Regions from separate parts of the Mus musculus genome. Here all the other regions are linked to region 1. The links are chromatin contacts, found by Hi-C or POLR2A ChIA-PET in ENCODE. All regions are on one chromosome and are shown on one strand. The core of a region is the stretch at or near the end of the contact, and the rest is flanking DNA. Distances in the headings are between cores, read along the strand shown. Region 1 overlaps Cabin1 (calcineurin binding protein 1). Region 2 holds the start of Gucd1 (guanylyl cyclase domain containing 1). Region 3 holds the start of Smarcb1 (SWI/SNF related, matrix associated, actin dependent regulator of chromatin, subfamily b, member 1).

Evidence for each region. A loop is a pair of places that touch in the nucleus more often than their neighbours do. ChIA-PET counts read pairs that join two places held with the same protein, here RNA polymerase II (POLR2A).
Region 2: a loop to region 1 is called in a map of left cerebral cortex, with 2.7 times the contacts of the local background. The contact joins the promoter of Gucd1 here to the enhancer-like site in region 1. A Hi-C loop is called at or near these places in 1 of 37 maps with a recorded cell type or tissue (left cerebral cortex).
Region 3: POLR2A ChIA-PET joins it to region 1 with 18 read pairs in Patski. The contact joins the promoter of Smarcb1 here to the enhancer-like site in region 1. POLR2A ChIA-PET finds 5 or more read pairs at or near these places in 2 of 5 experiments (Patski and embryonic stem cell).

Annotation. Positions count from the first base shown.
Region 1 is chr10:75,703,455-75,706,879 of GRCm38, reverse strand. All of the region lies in intron 26 of Cabin1 (calcineurin binding protein 1), which reads left to right. All of the region lies in intron 2 of Gm40696 (a long non-coding RNA gene), which reads right to left. Among named protein-coding and RNA genes, the nearest start is that of Gm40696, 8.0 kb to the right of the region's middle. Within about 2 kb of position 2,133, at least 2 of the 3 ENCODE cell types and tissues checked have a DNase peak (open chromatin) inside an H3K27ac peak, as active enhancers do; they include left cerebral cortex, where a contact is called at or near this core.
Region 2 is chr10:75,515,907-75,519,076 of GRCm38, reverse strand. It overlaps Gucd1 (guanylyl cyclase domain containing 1), which reads left to right and starts at 1,696. Exons shown (of 6, transcript NM_175133.2): 1 at 1,696-1,923. The coding sequence starts at 1,881. It overlaps Snrpd3 (small nuclear ribonucleoprotein D3), which reads right to left and starts at 1,035. Exons shown (of 4, transcript NM_026095.4): 1 at 952-1,035.
Region 3 is chr10:75,919,778-75,923,107 of GRCm38, reverse strand. It overlaps Smarcb1 (SWI/SNF related, matrix associated, actin dependent regulator of chromatin, subfamily b, member 1), which reads left to right and starts at 1,494. Exons shown (of 9, transcript NM_011418.2): 1 at 1,494-1,805. The coding sequence starts at 1,713.

The DNA.
Region 1 (3,425 bases), core at 884-3,383:
ACTGAAGCTCAGTTCTTAGCTGTGTGCTCGCGCCAGTGCCCTAGCCCCATGCGGCTGTACACTCCCTGGTTTTATCAGTGTGCCTGGGCCAGGTGCTGTGTAAGCTGAGACAAAGCTGAATTCAGCTATCCAGAAAACAGATGTAGTGCTGGCCAGGGAGGGTAAGTCCTCCCCAAAGGCTCAAAGTGATGTGTGGGAATACCACCCAAAAGGAATCTGACCCTGCTCTCCCAGAAGTCTCTGGTGCAACTTCTGGCCTAAAGAGCTAAGACGACTACTCTGCAGAGGGCCTTCTGGGAGTCAGTGTGGTCAGTAGCATCTTTTTTCCTTCTGCCCCACTGGTAAGCCTCAAGGGCATGGCTTCTGGAGGAGGAGGAGGAGGAGGAGGAGGAGGAGGAGGAGGAGGAGGAGGAGGAGGAGGAGGAGGAGGAGGAGGAGGAGGAGAGGCTGCCCCAGGCTTCACACAGTTTTCCTTGTTACTCCTAACTAACTGATCCGACTTTAGAGTCTAAGGCTGGCCTTCTGTTGTGGGAGAGCTACTAGGCTCTGTTGTTTGTCTGATTTCATCCAGCCCCTGAGCCATCCTTCATTAGCTGGTCGCAGAAAGAGGGTACTTTTATCATATTGCGAAATGTGCCTGGCACACTTTCTCTCTTATCTTTGTCTGTTTGCCTCCTCAAGGTCCTCAGTCAGCTGTGCCAGAGAAGATATGGCTCCCTGGGAGAGGGGATGGGGAGGCTCTGTATGCATGCACACTACAGCAACCTACTTATCTATTTATATTTTAAAGTCAGATCCTGACAGGTAGCGCAGGCTGGCTCCTGCCTTAGCTTCCTGAGTGCAGGGATTATAGTTGTATACCACAGGCTAGGCTTCTGGGTATCTTCTAAGAGTTTTTCATTCGTCTTTACCCTATGGCTCTGAAAGAAGGGAAACTTGGCTTCCTCTGGCCAGTTGGGTACTTGATGTGGAACCATGTGTGTCTTCTTGGACTTTGTAATCAGGATTATCTTACCCACCATTTCATACTCACCAGACCTGCAGGAACAGAGAAAAACAAAATCCTGAACTTTGCAACCTCTTAACGTATCTTATTTGAAGAAATTCACCTTTGCTGAGTGTGGTGACACTTGCCTGCAATCCCAGAAATCAAGAGCCTGAAGTAGGAGGATCCCAAGGCCCAGGGCTGTGTAGTAACGTTCTTACTGCAAAGGAGGAGAAGGAGGAGGGGGATGGGGTAGCAAGACAGAGGGAGGGCTCATTAGGAAAAGACACATACTATGCCTGAGGGACCTTCCACGTACACACAATGCTCGCATTGCATTCACATGTATACAATGAAGAGAAAAGAAGTTGCAATTTAAAGTTTCTAATCTTGGGCCTGGAGAAGATGGCTCAGAGAATAAGAGCACTTGCCTTTCTTCCAGGGGACTTAGATCAATCCTCAGCACCCGTGTTACATGGCTCACAACCTCCTCTAGCTCCAGCTTCAGGGGATTCAACACTCTGGCCTCTACACATAATTTAAAAAATACAAGTCTTTCATGCCTTTAGTCTTGGAAGAAGCAGGACAGGAGAAGATACTTACCCTCTTTCTAGCCAAGGATGACTTGGCTAGTTTCTGATGCTCTTGCCTCTCCTAGTGGGTATGGGAGTTACTAGTTTATGTGGTGCTGAGAATTGAGCCTAGGGCTTTATGCATGCCAGATAGAAATCCTAATGACTGGCCTACATCTACTGACCTATGTCGATGGCCATTGCCGTCTTCTATTTCTAATACATGTAAGCCCCCAGCATCCCACGAGCAGGCAGCAGCCTGCCCTGCTGGCTCCGGCTTCCTAGTCTTTGTTGTGTACAACCTTTAACCCCCGGCACTGTCCAGCACTGTGACCTTTAGGTGTTGCCACAGGACTGTGGTGATTCTGGCTCCATTAGCTGTGCTTTTATTAGGGCTGCTTTATACTGTGTTCATCCCTGAGGAGAGAACTGGAGCTACCACAACATCCTCAGTAGCGGTGGCAGCCTGAGCTCTGCCAGCTCTCAGAGCTTCTCACGCATGTGAGAGGTTGGGGAAGTGCATCCCCAGGCTGTCCAGCCTGGCCCCTCCCCTGTGGCTGCTGTGCCTCTCATGGCATTTTAAGAGGCTTAAGAGTGTTCTCTCTGCGGGGTGTTGCTTTTCAGTGGAGCACAACCCTCCGTTCCATCATCTCTTCTTGCCCACAGCATTCCCGTTATAGTCTGGCTGTCTTCCCCATGTTGCTTGTGGATCCGTGGTCCCCTCGTGTTGAAGCATTGCGCAGGCATTAGCTCATTAGGAGTAAATACCCATTTGCTCAAGTCAATCCTCTGTTTTTACAATGATCACAGCTGGGATTCCACCAAACTGGCAATTCCTTTAGGCTGCGAGCCTAACAGCTTGAGAGCCAGTGAGCTAGTGAGGCATTGTGCCAGTGGTGAGATCATCCTGGCAAAGCCTGGATGCTTTCCTGAAGCTCAGTGTTGGTTGGCTATGCTTCTCAGTCTGCAGTCCCCACAGCGTGTTTCCTGTTGCCTGAGATGAGCTGGCCCTGGCCTGGCTCTCTTGGGGATGCTAACAGCAAGGGCATGGCTGCCATCTTCTGGAGACTTTCAGGCCTCTCTGGCATTGCCCAAGCTATTCATGTTTCTGTCTAGGCCAGTGCGAATGCTGTGGGATGGGATAGGTCATTATGCTGTCATTAGCGTGTGTGAGGGGGTAGAGCCTGTGGAGATCCCATGTTCAGGAATAAGGATGCTTGTGTTAAGAAACATGAAATGGGAGCCCTAAGGCAGTAGACTTACTCAGCCATGTTTGTCTAGCATGTCAGTAGCAGATATGAGATTGGAATGTGCACCAAAGACCCTTTAGTTCAAAGTTCTTCAACAAGGGCTAGCAAGATAGAGCAGGTAAAGGCACTCGCTAAGCAAGCCTGTTCCCTGAGGCCTGTGCCTGGAGTCCTCATGTAGATGGAGGAGATGACTGATGAAAGCATTGTCCTCTGGCCTCTGTAATGCTGTGGTTCTCCCCCATGTATCCATTATACTGACTTTTTATATGATTACTGTAAGTGTAATTAATAATGGTCACCATTTCTCAATATTCTCTTTCTACGGAGACAGCAATGGGCTATCAGTCCTGCAGAGGGAGCAGTGGTCCCTTACAGTGGAGACCCAAGATGGAGTTTCTTCTGAGTGTAGCAGGCCTGGCCTTTATCCCTCACTCAGGACTTAGGAAGCCCCATGCCTGACCCTGAAAGTAAGGAAGAGCTTTTTATCAAGTAAGACAATTCCAGCTTTGGTCTCTTCTGTGGCCCAAATCCTCTGTTTTTATTACATCTGGCCAGCTGAACTTAGGAGCTATCACTCACTGGGCTGTGGACCTGACAGCCGTCTCTACTGTGCTACGT
Region 2 (3,170 bases), core at 447-2,946, 190 kb after region 1:
TTATAGTCACTAAAAGGGCTATGATATAGACCCGGAGTGTAAACAAATCACTGTTTACATGGAGTTAAATAAAATGCAAATAAAAGCAAACTCAGTCTTTCAGTCACACCAGAAATATCCCAAGTAGTCAGCCACCACATTTGGATAAAGGCTACAGAACCTAATAGTACATATAGACCTGAGCCCCAAGGAAGCTAGGAAAAAGAGCTTGCGCTTTTCAATCCAGCGTTTTGAATCCCCACCAAAAAGCAGACCAAAACTGTCAAGGCTACGGTGCTATAAATAGGAAATGTTCATCAAGCAGAGAAATAGGGTAAACGCTCGACTTTAAGTCTCACTACAAGACAAAGACTATGCACAGGGCTTTTAAAATGCTGAGATTGGAAACGACTCAAAACCGGAGCACACCATTTATTTGCATGAGAAGACTGTAAGGATGCTAAACACAGTCTCTCTCTCTCGGTGAGGAACCACGGCTTTCAACTTTAGGAGTGTGGGTTTCCATGCTGAAAATGGTAGGGAAACACTGCAGGATGATAGCCAAAGGTTCAAAAAAAAAAGAGTAGCATCTACAAAGTGGATCGAACATATAGCACGGCAACTTGATTAAACTTCTGCAGCAGCGTGGAAAAGAGGGCCACTGCAGGAATGGGAGTGGAGGCAGGGATGAAAGGGACGTTGTAAATGATGATCCAAAAGGAAAGGAGGTAATTAGCAAGAAATGACTGCCCGTAAGCTTCGGAAATCGGTGACCTGAGAAGGCACCGAACGTGCAGACTAGGCGTAAATTAATAACTGTTCAAGGGTTCGGGAGATGAGCTTTGGATAGGCCCTGGCTTCCCGCCCTCCGCTAAGCAAGCCCCGCTGAGCTCCTCCGCAGCGGCCCTTCCAGCTCCTAAACCCCCTGGGGAAGCCCTGGCCTCCTCTCTCCCGTTAGCCGCCTCTCCTCACCAATTAACTGCAGGCTTTATTTTTTTTCCGGTTCTGGCACAAACGTTAGAAGGCGAAGGCGAGAGAACGACCGGCCCGACTCTCACGAATACCACGCGCTCCCAGAATGCCTTGCGCAGGCCCCTCCCTTTCCTTTAAGCCTACTTGCCCTTCACTCTCACTTAGCCGGCTGGGGAAACCAGGGCTCTAGCACAATAGTTCCGGCACCGGAGAGGGCCCGGGGGACCGCCGGAAACACCAATCCTGGAGCCCAACAAGGGAACATGGTAACCCTGAGTACTGTAGTGGCGGATTGGGCGGGATCTGGGCTTGAGCCCAGTGCTCTGGGGAGACAGGAAGTGAGGCTTGGACTAGAGATTTAAGCTTTGGATCCGGCCACCGGCAGGTAAGGGACGCACTGAGCCCTGGGAACTCTCATTATTCCTTGTCTGGGTAAGAAGACCTAAAAGGAGTCGGGAAAGTGTTCCCTGGAGTCTCGATAAGGCACTGCGGAGAACCAGAGCTTCCATCTGAGGCTGCAGAAGAACAGACCTAGCGGAGGGAGAGCGTGGGGAGCCCACGTCGCTAGGGGAAGGGCTTTGGGGGCGGGGCTCGGGGAGGGGCGGGGCTCGGGGAGGGGGAGGGGCCCCCGGAGCGTTTCAGGGAAGGACCTACGGGTAGCGGGTTCTGGAAGGAGAAGTGGGGGTGGAAGGGAAGAGGCGTGGCTTATGGAAGGGGCGGGTTTCCAGCGCCCAGACCTGGAAGGGATTAGGCGTGGCTTGAGGCGGCCTAGCCACCGCCTACCCGGCTCTGAACCGCGGTGGCGGCGGCGGCGGCGGAGGCGGAGGAGGAGGAACTCTGCGCTCACTGGCCGCGCTCGCTGCCCAGCAGAAGTCGCCGCTGCAATCAGCTCCAGGCCGGGGCCATGGGCGCCCTGCGCCATCCGGGTCATGAGGACGGAGGCAGAGGCAGCGGGGCAGCCGCTCGAGCCCGGTCAGTGCCTCTCTTCAGGGCCTTGCCTTCAACCGGGGGAACGGAGGGGGACTCCGCCCTAGAGCCGGGCAGGGTCTGGCCGCGCGCGACCTTGGGTCGTCTGCGGCCTCAGCCCAGCCTGGAGCTTCTAGTGGGTCCTAGCTAGGTGGATATTCCTTCTCATCTCCTGTCCTCCACTTAGGGTCGTTCCTGAGTCTCCTGGGGCTTGAAGCCCAGGGAGTGCTGAGAGCCGTCAAGTGGAAAAGTCCAAGGGGCAAAAAGGCACAACCTTGTCCAGAATCGAATAGCCCTGCTTGAAGCACGTTGGGTGATCCTATTCCCCGGGGAACTGTGGAAAGCCTGAGGCCGAGAAAGAGGGGGAAAGAATGGCTTGAGAGCTCTCAGCAAAGGGGCGGGAAAGAGGGGGAAAAGAATGGCCTGGGAGCACCCAGCAAAGGGAACATCTTTTTCTCAGCGCTTTTTGTCTTGGTACTGTTTTGGTTACTCGCTTACTGGTTCCCTCTGCCCTGAGGAAACCCGAGCCCCTTTGCTTACTCACGAAGTGGGGACAGCGGGAAGTTATGGTGGAGCTTAACACACAAGAGTTGATATTAATAAACTGTAAACAGTTGAGGTGCCATCTCAGGGGAGGGGTCAAAGGTTATGGGACCCAAACCCTTTAGTGTCAGTTGGCATCACGTTCAGGGAGTGGTTCCTTCTGGTTGTAACCTGGAGGAGCTGAGCTTGGACCTGTACTGGGATTACATATTTACTTCTCCAGTTAGCCACCGCTGTGAACTTTGACTAGATCATTGCCCCTATCTTAGCCTCAGCAGATAATGGCTCACTTGTGTAGGGTGACTAAGAGGTAGATGCAGTGTTAAGGTGTTTATAGATAGCATAGAATTAATCTTCATAAATCCCAGTGAAGTAGGTGACCGCTGCTTTCAGTACCTTTTGAGGTGAGCAGACAGGCTGAGAGGGTTAAAGAACCAGGAAGAGCTGTCTGTCTGCTTTCTCTTGTGGCAACCAGACAGCTGAAGCTAGGTCAGGGCTTTCTCCAAAGCAGACCCTAGGTTTCAGGTAGAGGACTGTCTTGGCTTAAGGCATCAATATCCAAAGCAGTTTTGGGCTCTGAATGCCAAAGCTGTTATCAGGACAAACACCAAGGCTGCTTCTACCCTTATCACCTCGCCCCAGAAAGCATCTTCCCTGTGCTAAGCAAGATCAGGATAGTTAAGCAGGGATGTTTGCCTTGTGAGGCCTCA
Region 3 (3,330 bases), core at 245-2,744, 220 kb before region 1:
GTCCCATTCCTGAACAAATAGAGGTATACCCACAGTGGCTTTCTAACTGACTGGCTGTCTCAGCAAAAGCAGTATCATTTTATCAGATCATGCCTAACTACTGGGGGTGGGAGCTGAGGGAGGCATGGTCTCATTATACATCCCTGACTGTCCTGGGACCCACAGAGGTCTGCCTGCCTATGACTCTGGAGTTCTGGGATTAAAAGTGTGAGCCACCCCTGGCCCTTAACCCTCTGGTTCCCATGGCTGTGAGATCAGTGGGCAAACTCCTGGTTACCACAGCCTTTCCTAGTTCTTTAACATCTCCTTCATCATGACCCCAGTCACAATTGCAGTCTCATTAGACTGACCCTTATGAAGCTGGCCACTGTTTGTCCTGCTGCTTTCAGAGAAGTGTTTGTATTTTGCACATCCCACCATGCCCCCACCTCCCCTACACTAGGTTGTTAGTCCCTTTGCTCCCATACACAATGTCACTTTTACTTTAATGTTCTGTGGAATACATATTTTATGTATCTAAGGAAAATCTAGAAAGCACAAATGAGAGAAAACGTATTTGTCTTTCTGAGACTGGCCTGATTTGTTTAATATGATATCTTAGTTGCATCCATTTTCCTGAAAACAATGTAATTTCACTTTTGTGGCTGAAAAACAAAAAACACATGTACACACATTTCACACTCTTTTTTGTTTTCTGGGACAGAGTTGCTCAACATATCCCTGACTGTCTTGGAACTGAAGCTAAAAGCTTGCACCACCACACCCAGCCTAGACTACATTTTCTTCATCCATTCCTCTATTGTTGAATAGCTACCTAGGCTAGGCTATAACTTAAGCTCCTGTAATAGTGCTACAATAAACATTAAACATTTTGGAGTCACGGCTCTGTTCAACAGGGGGTGGACTGCTTGGACACGTTCCAGAAGCACTGTCTTCTCTCGGGGCTGTTATGCCCCAAGGCGGGCAGAGGCACAGACCAGGGCTGGGCTTGTGGGCACCAAGCTTGCAGAGGTAAGGAAGGAATGCAAGTGCCTCCTCCCGTTCATCTGGCACATCACCTAGATCTTTGAATAGTACCAACCTCCATCCAGTATTGTCATTCTTCCCATCCCTACTGCCTCGGGAACTGCTGTTGGCCTGGAGTGGATAGCTAGCTATTCCTAACGCACTTTCGGGTGGAAAACCTGAGGCGCTAGCGTGGGGTCGCCATGCCCACCCAGCTTCCCTCGGGCTTCCAGATAGAGCGGTCCTTCTCCTCGCTTAACGTCTCATTTTTTTCCTTCATCCCGGGGCGGAGTGCCAGCTCTGGCTATGCGACTAGGAAAGCTACCGCCTGAGTCAGGGCCTCAGTGGCTATTTCGGTCGCTGAGAGGTTTTCCTCCTTACCCGCCCAGGGAGGAAGCCTAGGAAGCAAAAAAGAACTCGGGTCCCTTTAAGGGCTTGCGGGAACGCGCTCGGCCTTGAGTCGCGCAGGCTGCGGCGCGCACGTTAGCGTCAGCTTCTCCACGCATGCGCACCGAGGGCGGCCTGCTCGTTGCAGAGACGGCCAAGGAGCCCAGTAGTGACACGAGCGCTCGCCCGGTTCGCCCGGCTTGCCCTGCCCGACCTTCACCTCCAGGCCTCCGTTCCTTTCGGTCCGACGCGCCTCGGCCCCGCCCTAGCCCACCGGATTCTTTCCAGCTCGACCCCGGCTGCCGGTTTCCCCCGCCGCCATGATGATGATGGCGTTGAGCAAGACCTTCGGGCAGAAGCCCGTCAAGTTTCAGCTGGAGGACGACGGGGAGTTCTACATGATCGGCTCCGAGGTAGCCCGCGGCGCGTTCTCGGCTTCCCGGGCAGCGGCTGGCCGGCTCGAGTCCCGGGGCGGGCTAGTGCTCCCCGAGAGCGCGCCTCCATTCATCGCGGAGGCGGGCGCGTGCTCGCAGCTGGGGCGTGGCCTGGTGGGCGTGGCCGGTCCCGCCTGGACCGTCCTGGGTTTTCTTTACCCACTTAACGTTGTTCAGACCCTAAGCATCTGTCCTAGCTTAGAGCGTCGAGCCGGTACACTCTAGGCAGATGGGGAAAGGATGTTCGGGAAGCCCCTGGGCGCTTGGAAGTGGAGGTGCAACACTGCCCTTGAACCCTTTGGCAGCTCTCGTGCACCCCACTGCCCCGGTCTCGAAATCTCTACTTGTAAGCCCGAAGCTTAGGAAAGCCTCTTCCCCTTTGTGTTGTTGCTTGCGAGGTGGACTGCAGAGAGCTTTTATGATGTTTAGAAAGTGATTGGACATGTTTGCTTTTGAGTGGATTGAGGCCCTGAGGTCGGAAGCACTAACGTTTTGGAGATCAGTGAACTAATTTTGAGTTTTTATAGGGGATAAATCTGAAGGGTCGCTAACCCAGAACCCAGAGCTAGAAGAGACAGCTTCTGTGCAGTCAGGTGGACAGGGTTCCTTAGGATCGCACCTGTGCGCCAGCCACTACCCTTTTCACAGGGGTCGCATATCAAAGATCCTGCATATTAGGTATTTACATTATGATTCGTAACTGTAGCAAAAATTAGAGTTATGAAGTAGCAACGAAAAAAGTTTATGGTGGAGGGGGTCATTACAACATGAGAAACTGTATTAAAGGGTCACAGCATTAGGAAGGTTGAGAACCACAACCTTAGAAAATCCCTTCAATTAACCCTAGAGACCAGCCAAATCTTTGTGTTTTTTTGTTTTTTTTGTTTTTCTTTTCTTTTTCTTCTTCGAGACAGTTTCTCTGTGTAGCCCTGGCTGTCCTGGAACTCACTCTGTAGACCAGGCTGGCAGAAATGTGCCTGCCTCTGCCTCCTGAGTGCTGGGATTAAAGGCGTGTGCCACCACTGCTCAGCTGAAATTTCTTTCTTTCTACCTTTTTTTTTTTTTTTTTTTTTTTTGGTGCAGATTGTCTATCTCAAACTAACTTCATTCCATCTAAGGGCAACCCCCAACCAGTTTATGTCTCTCCTCCCCTCCTCTCTTTCTTTCTTCCTTCCTTTTCTTTTCTTTTCTTTTCTTTTCGATTTATTTATTTATTTATTTATTTTATGTCTATGAGTACACTGTAGCGGTCTTCAGACACCCCAGAAGAGAGCATCAAATCTCATTACAGGTGGTTGTGAGCCACCACGTGGTTGCTGGGAATTGAACTCGGGACCTTCAGAAAAGCAGTCAGTGCTTTTAACTGGTGAGCCATCTCACCAGCCCCATCCCCCCTTCTTTTTGAGACAAGATCTCATCGTGTAACTGGCTGCCTTGTAGCTCCACTTTGTAGACCTGGCACTTGAACTCACAGAAATCCTCCTGCCTCTGAGTGCCAGGATCA